Linked DNA regions of Homo sapiens: region 1 is linked to region 2. Evidence: chromatin contacts called from ENCODE Hi-C or POLR2A ChIA-PET data. All regions are on one chromosome and are shown on one strand. Each heading gives the region's core, a stretch centred on a gene start or an enhancer-like site at or near the end of the contact. The rest is flanking DNA. Distances are from core to core; before and after follow the strand shown.

Region 1 (5,340 bases), core at 547-3,046, 120 kb after region 2:
CACTGTACGTTCATTAGCAGATCCTGGGCCAAATGCGTTATTGATGTTGCAAGTTGTCTCTGATGCTTTACAACCCATTTTGAACTCAAATAAAATCTCTCGAATTTGCTTTTTGTCTAACATAATTTTCATAGTCTAAAATAAATATAAAATAAACAGCAAGTAATAAGTCATTAGCAAAAAAACATAAAGTGAGAAATGCACATTAGAATGATGTGTAACATAACCACATTTGTTTCAGAATGTATTCCAATATCAAAGATCAAATTGCACAATGCAAACACCACCATTACTTCTGCACCAAATCAAGACAAACAACATGGATGTCCATTTGGTGCTAGATGGAGTAAGATGGAACCTGGCCTGATGGCCAAGACCAAGACATTTATCTCCCCAAAAAGAGTTTCTGTTGGACAAGAGAATGATGATAAAGAGGTGTGGTAGTCCCCCGTGGGATGCTGGAAAAGAATACCACAAATTGAGTGACTTGATTAATCTTTTCATAGTTCTAGAGGATAAAAGTTGAAGATGAAGGTGAAGCAGGGTTGGCTTCTTCCTGGCTTGCAGATGGTCACCTTCTCACTGTGTCCTTATGTGACCTTTCATCCTTGTTTGCACATTCCTGGTGTCTCTTCCTCTTTTAATAAGGACACAGGTCTTATCGGATTAGCTTCCCACTCTTTTGACAGCATTTAAACTTAATTAAATTGGTAGAGGATGGGAAATTACTTAATGGTACAGCGTATGCTATTCAGGCAATGGGTACCCTAAAAGCCTTGACTTGACCACTATGTAATCTATACATGCAAAAAAATTACACTTATATCCTGTAAACTTACATGAATAAAAAATTAAATAAGCTTAATTATCTCCTTAAAGACCCTATCTTTAAATACAGTCACATTGGGTTACGACTACTTCCACATGCGGATTTTAGGGGGACAGAACTCAGTCCATAACAACAGAAGACCACTGAAATTGGAAGAGGCGTGTGATTCATTCCAGCTGCTGCACTGCGGCAGATCCCAAGCAGTGGCACTGACAAGCTGTGTCACCAGGCAGAGGCTGACACAAAAGAGCAACCCAGCGGACTAAAGGCCACATCTATAGCAGCTTAGAAGCTGCCTCAGCCTCATGCTGTGGGTCCGGCGCAGGTTAAACAGGCTTGGGCAAGGCTAAGAAGGGACACAGCGGGGGTTGCTGAAGAAGAGTCAGGAGTTTGTCCTCCTAAGACCAGGGCAGTTTAGAGACATCATTATCACATTTGCATCTCTGGTTCCTAGGAGACATCGGGGCACAGGGTAAGTGTTCAATTATTCACCAATGAACTTCAAATGGTTAAATAGTTGAGAACACAGGGAGCTCCCCATTACTGGCTGCATCTGTCCAAGGGGCTATGAAAAGTGGTCGTGCATTGAATGAGACCTTGAAAATCTTGTCCTGGTCTAACAGTCTGACTCTTTGTTTACATAACAAAGTGGATCATAAAAAATCCCCATCTCTTTCTACGTCTGAGTAGATTTTCTTAGTTTACACTGTCATCTTGTGAGCTATGTTTGTATTTTGCATATGCGTTTGCCCCATTTTGGGGTGGCATTTTAAGGGGATGATGACTTATAATGTTCCTTCATTAGAAACATTGTAAAGCAGGATAGGTTTTTATGGCTCTATGTCCTTGTGATGCACATATGTGGGCAGCACTAGTAGTATCTCATCAGAAGCTTTCTCTTCTTTCAACTGGGTCCACAGGTTGAACTCTTCCTATGAGTGGAGCCCTAGCACTGCTCATTGCCCTGCCTGGCAGTGGTGTGGGAGGAGCCATGGCCCACCGGCCCCAGATCTTTCTAAGGGGGACACTGAATTACATTGTTCATCTCAAGAGTTAAACTAGACAAAGTGGGCCCAAACCTAATAAGACAGCCCATTAGGAACATTTTCTGTGCTTACATCTTACTGACTTTTATCATAAATTAGAGATTTTGAAGAGAATGAGTCATAGAAAAAGAAAAAATAATAACCTGGTTCAGCAATCAGCATATTATATCTCCCCAGTGACTCATAACATCAGACTCAAGTCAGGACAAACAGAGTTCCTGTCAGAAAGAAGTGCAGTTAAAAATAAAAGCAAAAATAGGAAGGGGTGGGCGGGCAGGGTGGGGGGAGCAAAACCTTTTAAACTGTGCCTAGAACTCTCCCCAGCCTGGATTCCCTAATGAGGGATTTGAGGTGCAAATAGGCTGAAAAGCCTGAGTCAGACAGCAGGAGGAAGCAGCTCCCAGGGTGCAAAGACAAATGGATTTCTTAATAAAATCCTCCAGGAAAAGAAAAGCAGCAGAAACCATGAAGTATGGATTATTCGTTAAATACGAAAGGGGCCTGCAAGAGGGCTTCTCCTAATGAAATCGTGGCACAATTTCATGAAGAAACACAGGTTTCAGAGTTAAACCAACTTGCATCTTAATTGTGGTTCCACCAAAATTGGCCGTGCAAGCTTGGAAGGATCCTTGGTTTTCACATCTGTTGGATGAGGATAACAAGCCACAGCACAGAGCTGTTGTGAAGATTGACCGATGCTAAGCATGTAAAGCACTTAGCATGGTGTACACATTTACAGGAAAAAAGACTGACATTAAATAATAATTTGTCTTAAAACTATAGATGAAAATACATCTGGACAGAGTTTGCTGAAGCTTTAATTGATAGACTCAGATAAGTGTCTATCAAGCATGTCACAGAATCACAGCTTCGTAAGAGTGGATTCAGATGCCGCTGACTAAGGCCATGGTACCCTTGAACATTTTATTACAGCAGAAAAGGTTAAGCAGCTTTGGCTGGTCCAATAGTTTCCCTGTTCTACATGAGTTCCTCTTCTTCGGTTTCTCCCCAACCAGCCTAGCCAGTGCTTTTAGTGCACATTTGAAAACCCAAAAATAAGTTTGCAGCCAAGCAACTTTGGATTAAGCTTTGATTCTTCCAGTTACTACCTATGTGACATTGGCGAGATGCTTCACCTTTCTAAGCCTTAGTGGCACACCTGTGAGATGAAGTAAGTAGCTACTATCTTAAACAGATGCTATGGAATTTTGAATGAAGAACTTGAAATGTCTAGCATAGTTTGTGAGCACAAAAGTAATTGACAGACTATTTTCATTCCTCTCTCCTAACTAATGTATGCATTTTGTTAGCTATAAATAAGACAATCAATAGCAGAAACGATCTACCTGCCGTTTACAGGAGAATATTTGGAAAAATGTCAGTCCAATTTATAAGTGTTTACAGAAAAGAAGGAGCTAAGTGAACGTCCCACTCCTCAGGCCAATATCTCTCAGCCTTTGTAATCTTTGTTCTGTCATTTCCAGAGAGGAAAAAACATGTCCCTGATAAGTGGGGTTGCATGTGGTCCTCTCAGTCACCAGTCCCAGTACACTGCTGTGAAAGGTTGTAGACTTTGGAGACAGACTTACGTGGTTTTGTGTCCTAGTTTCTTGCCTTAAAGCTGTATAAAGTTAATAAAATCATGGAAGTCTCCATTTCCTCACCAATGATGCAGAGAGCTACCTCACAGGCTTGCCCTAAAGATTAAACCACACGACGGAAGAGCCTGACCTATGAGTCAACAAGGGCTAGCTGCTGTGTGGCTGTCCCAGGCCATCCACCATTCTGCATGTTTCTTGCTACAGCACCCAGGACTTTGCTGTTTGCACTTCCTCTGAGAGCAGACACCTCTCATGAACTCCTCTGAGTCTTCGTCCTTGTAAATATCTGCAGTGTGGAATCAGTCTGCAGCTAACACTCCTCCAGGTTGCTCATGAAGTCACATGCAAGGGTCATCGGCAATGGTGAAGAGCTGCAGAACTAACATACCAGAGGGAGTGGCAAAGCTTTCTAAACTACAAAGTCTTTATAGCTGTGATCCTTGCTCTGGAGTTTCTAACTCCCACCTGAGAGGGTCTCAAGCTTATCCTTATTTTTCAGGATGTGGCTTATTGTATCCTCTTGATCCTCACTCTGCATCTGCTTACATTGTTACTGGAAGAGGTCTGGATCCAGACCCCAAGAGAGGGTTCTTTGATCTCATGCAAGAAAGAATTCAGGGCAAGTCCACAGAGAAAACTAAAAGCCAGTTTATTAGGAAAGTAAAGGAATAAAAGAATGGGCTACTCTATAGACACAGCAGCCCTGAGAGCTGTTGGTTGCCTATTTTTATGGTTATTTCTTGATGATATGATAAACAAAGGGTGGATTATTCATGCCTCCCCATTTTGGACCAGATAGGGTAACTTCATGACATTGCCATAGCATTTGTAAACTGTCATGGCGCTAATAAGAGTGTAGCAGTGAGGATGACCAGAGGTCACTCTCATGGCCATTTTGGTTTTGGTGGGTTTTAGCCAGTTTCTTTACTGCAACCTGTTTCATCAGCAAGGCCTTTGTGACCTGTGTCTTATGCCAGTCTCCTATCTCATCCTGTGACTTAGAATGCCTAACTGGGAATGCAGCCCAGGAGGTTTCAGCCTTATTTTACCCGCCCCCTACTCAAGATGGAGTCACTCTGGTTCAAACGCCTGACAACATCACAGTGTTTCACTCCTAGAAACGTTGAATGCTTGAAATAATAGTTAGCACTCAGTGTGGCAGATTGTAGTCTCCATAGTAATAATTCTGGTCCCACATGGTCTTCCAGAATTTTGTGATCAAGAAGCAGAGCAGATTTACCCACACCATGAGTCTTGACAGGTCTTAATGGCTGGCCCAACAAAGAGGCGTGGCAGAAGGGACACAGGGAGCTTCTAAAGCTGGATTCGAAAAGGTACTACAGTTTTAGCCTCCTTCTCTCTCTCCCTCTCTTTTACTCTCTCTTTCTCTGCGTTTGTCTCTATTTTAGGAGCCTTCATCTACCACATAAGAATTGCAGCAAACCCTGCAGCTATCCTGAAGCTGCCATGCTGAAAAGGCCAATTGGGAGACCACATAGAGACCGAGAGAGACTTCCAAGGACTCCAGCCAATCCTGGGCCCCAGCAGTTTGAATCTCCCAGCAATGCCACCATACAGGAGAGGGAGCAAATACTCAGAAGATTCAAGTGCCAGCTGCATGGGTTGATACCTACATAAAAGGCATTGGGTAAGAACTTTTGCACTGAGTCCAGTCAACCGCCAGAAATGTGAGAAATAATAATAAAATGAATACTGTTGTTTAAGGCCCCTACGGTATAGGGCAACTTGTTATTCAGCAACAGTTTGCTGGAAAACCTACTGATACCTGTAAGTGAAGTGTTGCTCTAACAGAATCTGAGACATGAGGCAGTGGCTTTGGGACTAAGTAACTAAGGGGCTTTAG
Region 2 (5,838 bases), core at 573-3,072:
AAAAAGAATAACAAAAACCAGCCACGTGAACAATGAGCTCTGCAAAAAGTCTATATGTTTATAATACTTGCAACTAAAAGTCATTTCATTCCACAGCCTCTTTTGAATTTATTTTTATAACAACCCTGCTGGGTACATGCTATGAATATTCCTCTTCCAACAGAGGAAACTAAGTCCTAGCAAAATGGAATCATGAATAAGAGCAGAGTCAGGATTTGAACGGAGGGGATTTTGCTGTTGCTTTTTGTTTGTTTTTGTTTTGTTTTGTTCCTAAAGCCTTTCATTGCTTTTGATCACTTTTCAGCCCAGAGTCACAGATGGCTGTGCTTTTCCATCCGGGCCACTTAATCTGATGGTAATGCACCATTTCTAAGAAGAGTTCTCTACTATTTCCCATGATATTTCCTTCCAAGTTGTTGACACCATTCTGCAGATTTTGATGCTGGTGGTAAATTCTCTAATGAAGACTATTTGCTTCATTGATGTCAAATTACTGCCTTACTGCTCTTATTTTTTGCCTTTTTGTGCACACAAATAGATTTTTGTTTTAATATGGAATCATAAAATCATCTCTTCAAATATATTTTAAACGCAGTTAAACTCAGTATGTGTAATACTAATCATATAACCTAATGAACTAAAGTGGTGATAATGTGTACAACTCTGAGCCCACATGTGACCCCAGTAGCAACTACATCGCAATTGCCACCACCTGGCTAGCAGCAATTTTAAGATGCATTCTGATACAAAAGATGCTAAAATCTGAAAAGTACATGATTTAGAATACACAAAACACAGTATAGTTTTTTCTTTTCCTTTTAGTAAGAACTCTGGATTTTTTTTTTTGGCTAGCCTGTAAGATCCTTTGAAAAACTGGGTCTCACATATGCATACTTGGCATCTAGGATGCAAAAGAAAAATACGGGAAGCGGGAAGCTACAGTGTGCCAGAAATAGGTTATCCATTGCCACATGTGTTGTTTAGTTGGCTTATTACAATAGCCCAAGGGTAGCCTGCACTTTCCCCACTTTACAGAGTGTTTTTTAAAAGTATACTGGGTACACCTTACATAGCTTAAGACACATAAGAGGCATTCAATAAATGTGTGCTGGTGAAATGAAAGAATATGTAGAGATTAAATAACTTGGTCATGTTCAGGCAGTTAGTTGACATTGAATCAGAAAATTGACTCTTGACTGGTCTGACTCAAAGGCCCATTCTTTGGCAATTGCTAGTCTGGCTCCAAGCGGGTGACTACGAGGTCTGGCAACTAATGGGAGACAAAAATATTTACTGTGTCAGTTAGAAGGAAGAAGGAAGGAAGGAAGAAAGAGAAGAAGAAAGGAAAAAGGAAGGAGAAGAAGGAGGAAGGAGGAAAGGGAGGAAGAAAGGAAGGAGGAGAGGGAGGGAAGGACAGAAGGAAGATCGAAGGAAGAGGTGAAAAAAAGAAAAAAGAAAGGATGAGAGAAAGATAATAAGAAGCAAGAAAAAACAGAAGTAAAAACTGAGAAAAGGGAAGGGAAAAGGGAACGAAAAGACAGGCAAAATGGAAAAAGAGGAAAATGAAAGAAAAGGAAGAAAGCAGGGAAGAAAGCTGTCAGTAATGGCTAAACATTAAGAAACTGGATTAGAAAGATAGTGTTTTTGCAAAGCCAATGTTGGCTTTCCTCCAGATTTCACTAGTTTTACAGTTATTCTAGAAAGTTCTCTAAACATCAAATTTTGAAGGAAGGAACCAACACTGCAACTGCTACTTGTTTTCAGGTTCTTGACCAACAGAGGCTTAATGAGTAATGTATTTGCTCAAAGTGAACTGAGGAAAGCAGTACTTAAGAACGCCTCTCACTGGTCAGCTAAGTGAGACAGTAAACCACCCAGGACGTTATATATCCTGTGCATATGTTTAAACCGGTGACTTGGGAAGAAACTGAAAGTTACTTTGTATAGTGAAACTTCCAGGCATAGTTTACTCAGTCTACTCAATACTGAGATCTAAGCCTAACTCCACAGCACCCGTGGGAGTGCTCTTTAAAGAGGAAGATGAGCTTTGAGCACTTTTTTTTTTTTTTTTTTTTTTTGAGACAGAGTCTCGCTTTCGCCCAGGCTGGAGTGCTGTGGCACTATCTCGGCTCACTGCAAGCTCCGCCTCCCAGGTTCATGCCATTCTCCTGCATCAGCCTCCCGAGTAGCTGGGACTACAGGCACCCGCCACCATGCCTGGCTAATTTTTTTTTTTTTTTTTTTGTATTTTTTACTAGAGACGGGGTTTCACCATGTTAGCCAGGATGGTCTCGATCTCCTGACTTTGTGATCCGCCCCCCTCAGCCTCCCAAAGTGCTGGGATTACAGGGGTGAGCCACTGCACCCGGCCAACTTTGGGCATTTTAACCACAGTTCAGCATAATGAGAGAGATGGTGGCTGTTATCATAGGCAGAGATTTTCTTTCTCCTTCATTTCCATTACTCAATTAATTCTTGCTTTTGTTCTGTGTTTGTTAAAGTTGCCATTAAGGTCAGAAAAATTCTTTATATAGAAAACAAAACAACAACAAACACCAGTGTGGTACTGGAGGAGTACTGGAATAGGAGCCAGGAGGTCTTGGTTCTAATCTTGCCTTTGCTACAGGTTTGCCACCTGACCTTGGACAAACTGCTTTATCCCTCTGGGTCTCCTCACAATCAAAATCCATGAATATTTAAGCTGTGACACATTTGGAGACGCACTGCTGAACACATAATATTATTATGCAGCCCAGTGTCTCAGAGTTGCCATCCATAGTCAAGGAGAGCTTTCTATACTTTCAGAAATAGCATCTCGTTTTTAGATAAGAAGTTTTAATTGAACTATAAAGGAGTAATATGCATTTCTTTTCTTTCTCCATTTTTCCTTTTTTCTGAGGCAGGGTCTCGCTCTGTCACCCAGGCTGGAGTGCAGTGACAGGATCACAACTTACTGCAGCCTCGATTTCCTAGGCTCAAGTGATCCTGCAACCTCAGACTCCCAAGTGGCTGGGACTACAGGTGCGCACCACCACTCCCAGCATTTTTTTTTTTTTTGGTAGAGATAGGGTCTCACTATTTTGCCAGGCTGGTCTAGACCACCTAGGCTCAATCAGGTATCCTGCCTTGACCTCCCAAAGTACTGGGATTACAGGTATGAGCCAGGGTGCCCAGTAGTAACACCCATTTCTGATAGAAACTTTGGAAAATATGGACAAAAGCAGGAGAGAAGGAAAAGGTAATCCTGTCATGCAGAGGTAACCATGATTGTTTTGATGTACTTTTGATAGTATTTTAAATATATACATTTATAAGCATATTGGGGAACATATTATATTGAGATTTTTAAAGTTTTTAAAAATTATTTATTACTGTAAACAATCTCCTATGCAATTAGTCTTCAAAAAATGATTTTTAGTGACTGACCACATAGGACTCCATCAAATGGATTAAGTGTAATTAATTTGAACATTTTTCTATTCTTGGTCTTTTCAGTTATTTGGGTTACTTTTGCTATTATAAAAATGCTGTGGTGACTACATATTTGGAAATATGAACGTATTCATGCCTTTTCAAATAACAAATTGGAAGGATAAGAATTACTGGGTTAAAAAACTAGGCCAATTTTAAATTGTCCTGCAGAAAAGTTGCAGCAATTTATCTCACCAGAATGTTCTGAGGATGTTATTGTACACCTGCTTACCAATGTCAAGGAACATGTAACAACAGCAATAAGAAAAACACAACACATTCTCTAACCTACTGAGAGCAGATTTTATTTTACTGATGTGTTTATATTCATTTCACTGATTATTCGTAAAGTTAACGTTTTTATTTCACATTTGCTTGCCACTTGCAAGACTTCTTTTGTAAAGTGCCTTTTGTATTCTTTGAACACTTTTCTATTAAGGGGGAGTGGATGTTCAGGCTTTTCCTATAGCTTTAAAGCCCTTACATGATGAGGATGTAAAACATCGCTATGCTTGTGGTAGATTTTTTTTTGCCATATTTTATTTTATTATTGTTTAAGGTGTTCTGTTTATAATATCTAAGGAAATATATTTTTAGGACAGAAGTCAAATTCCCTGAAGGCATGGAAATATAGCACTTCCCACCAGAAATACATTCTTTTGGTATTAGCACAGAGCTTTTAAAACAATAAACATGAGATTCACATCAGAATTGTCTCTCTCATTTTTTTTTAAGTGAGGTGCAATTCTCGGCCCATAACAATAGCAAAGTCTATAATTTTCATCTTTTAAGTCTATAGCTTTTTAAAAAATAATGCAAAGTATCTAAAGAAGAATGCAAAAATCACTTTAAAAGTTATGTTTTCCATCTCTTCTCTCCATGAAGCAGAAATCACTGTGAAATGGAAGGCATCATGAAGTTAGAACATTCTTTCATGAGGGAGTATTACTGTTCCAGAAGAGCCTAACAAGATATAACTGGAGGGATGGAGTCTTTCCAAAAATTGGCAAAAATGAATAAAAGCTTTAGTCTGAATCCCATGAAGCAGATGGATTAATGCTTCTTAGAACTGGGAGCTTAAAATTTGGATTTTTAAGCATCACTAATTTTTCTTTTATGAACCCTGTCCCATTTTAACTCTTTAGGATTGTAAGTCTATGTATGCATTCTCCTCTTTTTTTTGATATCCTGAATACTTACATGCCTCCTTCCCTCCGTCAACCATGGAGCTTGCCTCTGTGCTCCCCAGCTGGCACCTGGTCAGCAGGGGCCGCCATGGTTTTACTGTTCATACTTTTAATGTTAAGCTATGGCCTAACCAGCTCCTGTATGCCATACACCTGGCCCAGATCCTCCATGCAGGTGACCTAATATCACATTTGCCTTCCTACAAAAAGGAAAATAAAATAAACCATGTATAACATCTCACTGAGATATAACTACTGCTAACATTCTGCTGCCCTTCCCTCCAACATTTCTTCCTTCCATGCTATGTATAAATATTATACATGCTACTGTTTTCCACTGGTTCATTTGAAATTACATTGTCATTATTTTCCCAAACTGTAATTTTTAGTGGGTATAGGAAAATTAATTGAACTATCCTCAACAATAGGTAGAAATTTAGGATGCTTTCTATTTTTCCCTACTTTTGGTAGCATTGACAGAACAACCTAGCATTCATGGCTTTGATTGCAATCCAGTTACTTTCTTAGGGCAAATTCCTAGAGGTTCCAACGTTGTCTTATGTGGATATATAACCCCCTTAGCATACAGATTAAAAACAATACGAAAGAAATCAAAGCATGTTTGTTTGTTTAGAAATGTTTACATTGAGAAGAATGTTTTGGTACATACCAATATTTTACCTTGTGTTTTATAGGATGTGTATGCATATTTCCAATTTCTAAAAGTCATGATTATGACCTAATTTTGCATAACAGGAATTTGAGGAGCAGAGGAAAGGGGAAAACATTAACACAGTTTCTAATACAAATGCCAAGAGGCTCCAACTAGAGAATTATTTTCACCAGAGTTTCTAACCCTTGACTTCTAGGCCTTTCTACTCTAGGAGAAGTGACAAGATTATCCCCAGTCTGAAAACTAAGGAAGAAAATCCTGTTTAGCTGAGAGGAGAGGAGAGGCTGGCAGGGGGGCTGATGCAGGAGGTGATAGGGCTCCCGGTGATAAGAGGTGAGAAGAACAGTCTCTGTGTGCCTAGAGAAGAGATTACCAGAAGTCTGCTATCTGTTTGTTCGCGGATGTCGGACAGGCAGGATCGGTGATGGCAGGTCTTGGGGGAAGGATTATCAGGAGCTAAAAGCTGTCTTCACCTTGGCTGCTAAGAACTCATCTCGGATCTTCTTA

Evidence for each region. A loop is a pair of places that touch in the nucleus more often than their neighbours do. ChIA-PET counts read pairs that join two places held with the same protein, here RNA polymerase II (POLR2A). Pooled maps may share reads with other maps.
Region 1: a map of CD4-positive, alpha-beta memory T cell shows a loop between it and region 2 (2.1-fold over the local background). The contact joins two enhancer-like sites. A Hi-C loop is called at or near these places in 1 of 168 maps with a recorded cell type or tissue (CD4-positive, alpha-beta memory T cell), 3 of 37 single-sample maps with no recorded cell type and 10 of 50 pooled maps. POLR2A ChIA-PET finds 5 or more read pairs at or near these places in 1 of 52 experiments (activated CD4-positive, alpha-beta T cell).

Annotation. Positions count from the first base shown.
Region 1 is chr2:12,553,321-12,558,660 of GRCh38, forward strand. It overlaps MIR3681HG (MIR3681 host gene), which reads left to right. Exons shown (of 6, transcript NR_110196.1): 5 at 4,886-5,124. Among named protein-coding and RNA genes, the nearest start is that of TRIB2, 160 kb to the right of the region's middle. Within about 2 kb of position 1,797, at least 5 of the 41 ENCODE cell types and tissues checked have a DNase peak (open chromatin) inside an H3K27ac peak, as active enhancers do.
Region 2 is chr2:12,429,054-12,434,891 of GRCh38, forward strand. All of the region lies in intron 4 of MIR3681HG (MIR3681 host gene), which reads left to right. Among named protein-coding and RNA genes, the nearest start is that of MIR3681, 230 kb to the left of the region's middle. Within about 2 kb of position 1,823, at least 7 of the 41 ENCODE cell types and tissues checked have a DNase peak (open chromatin) inside an H3K27ac peak, as active enhancers do.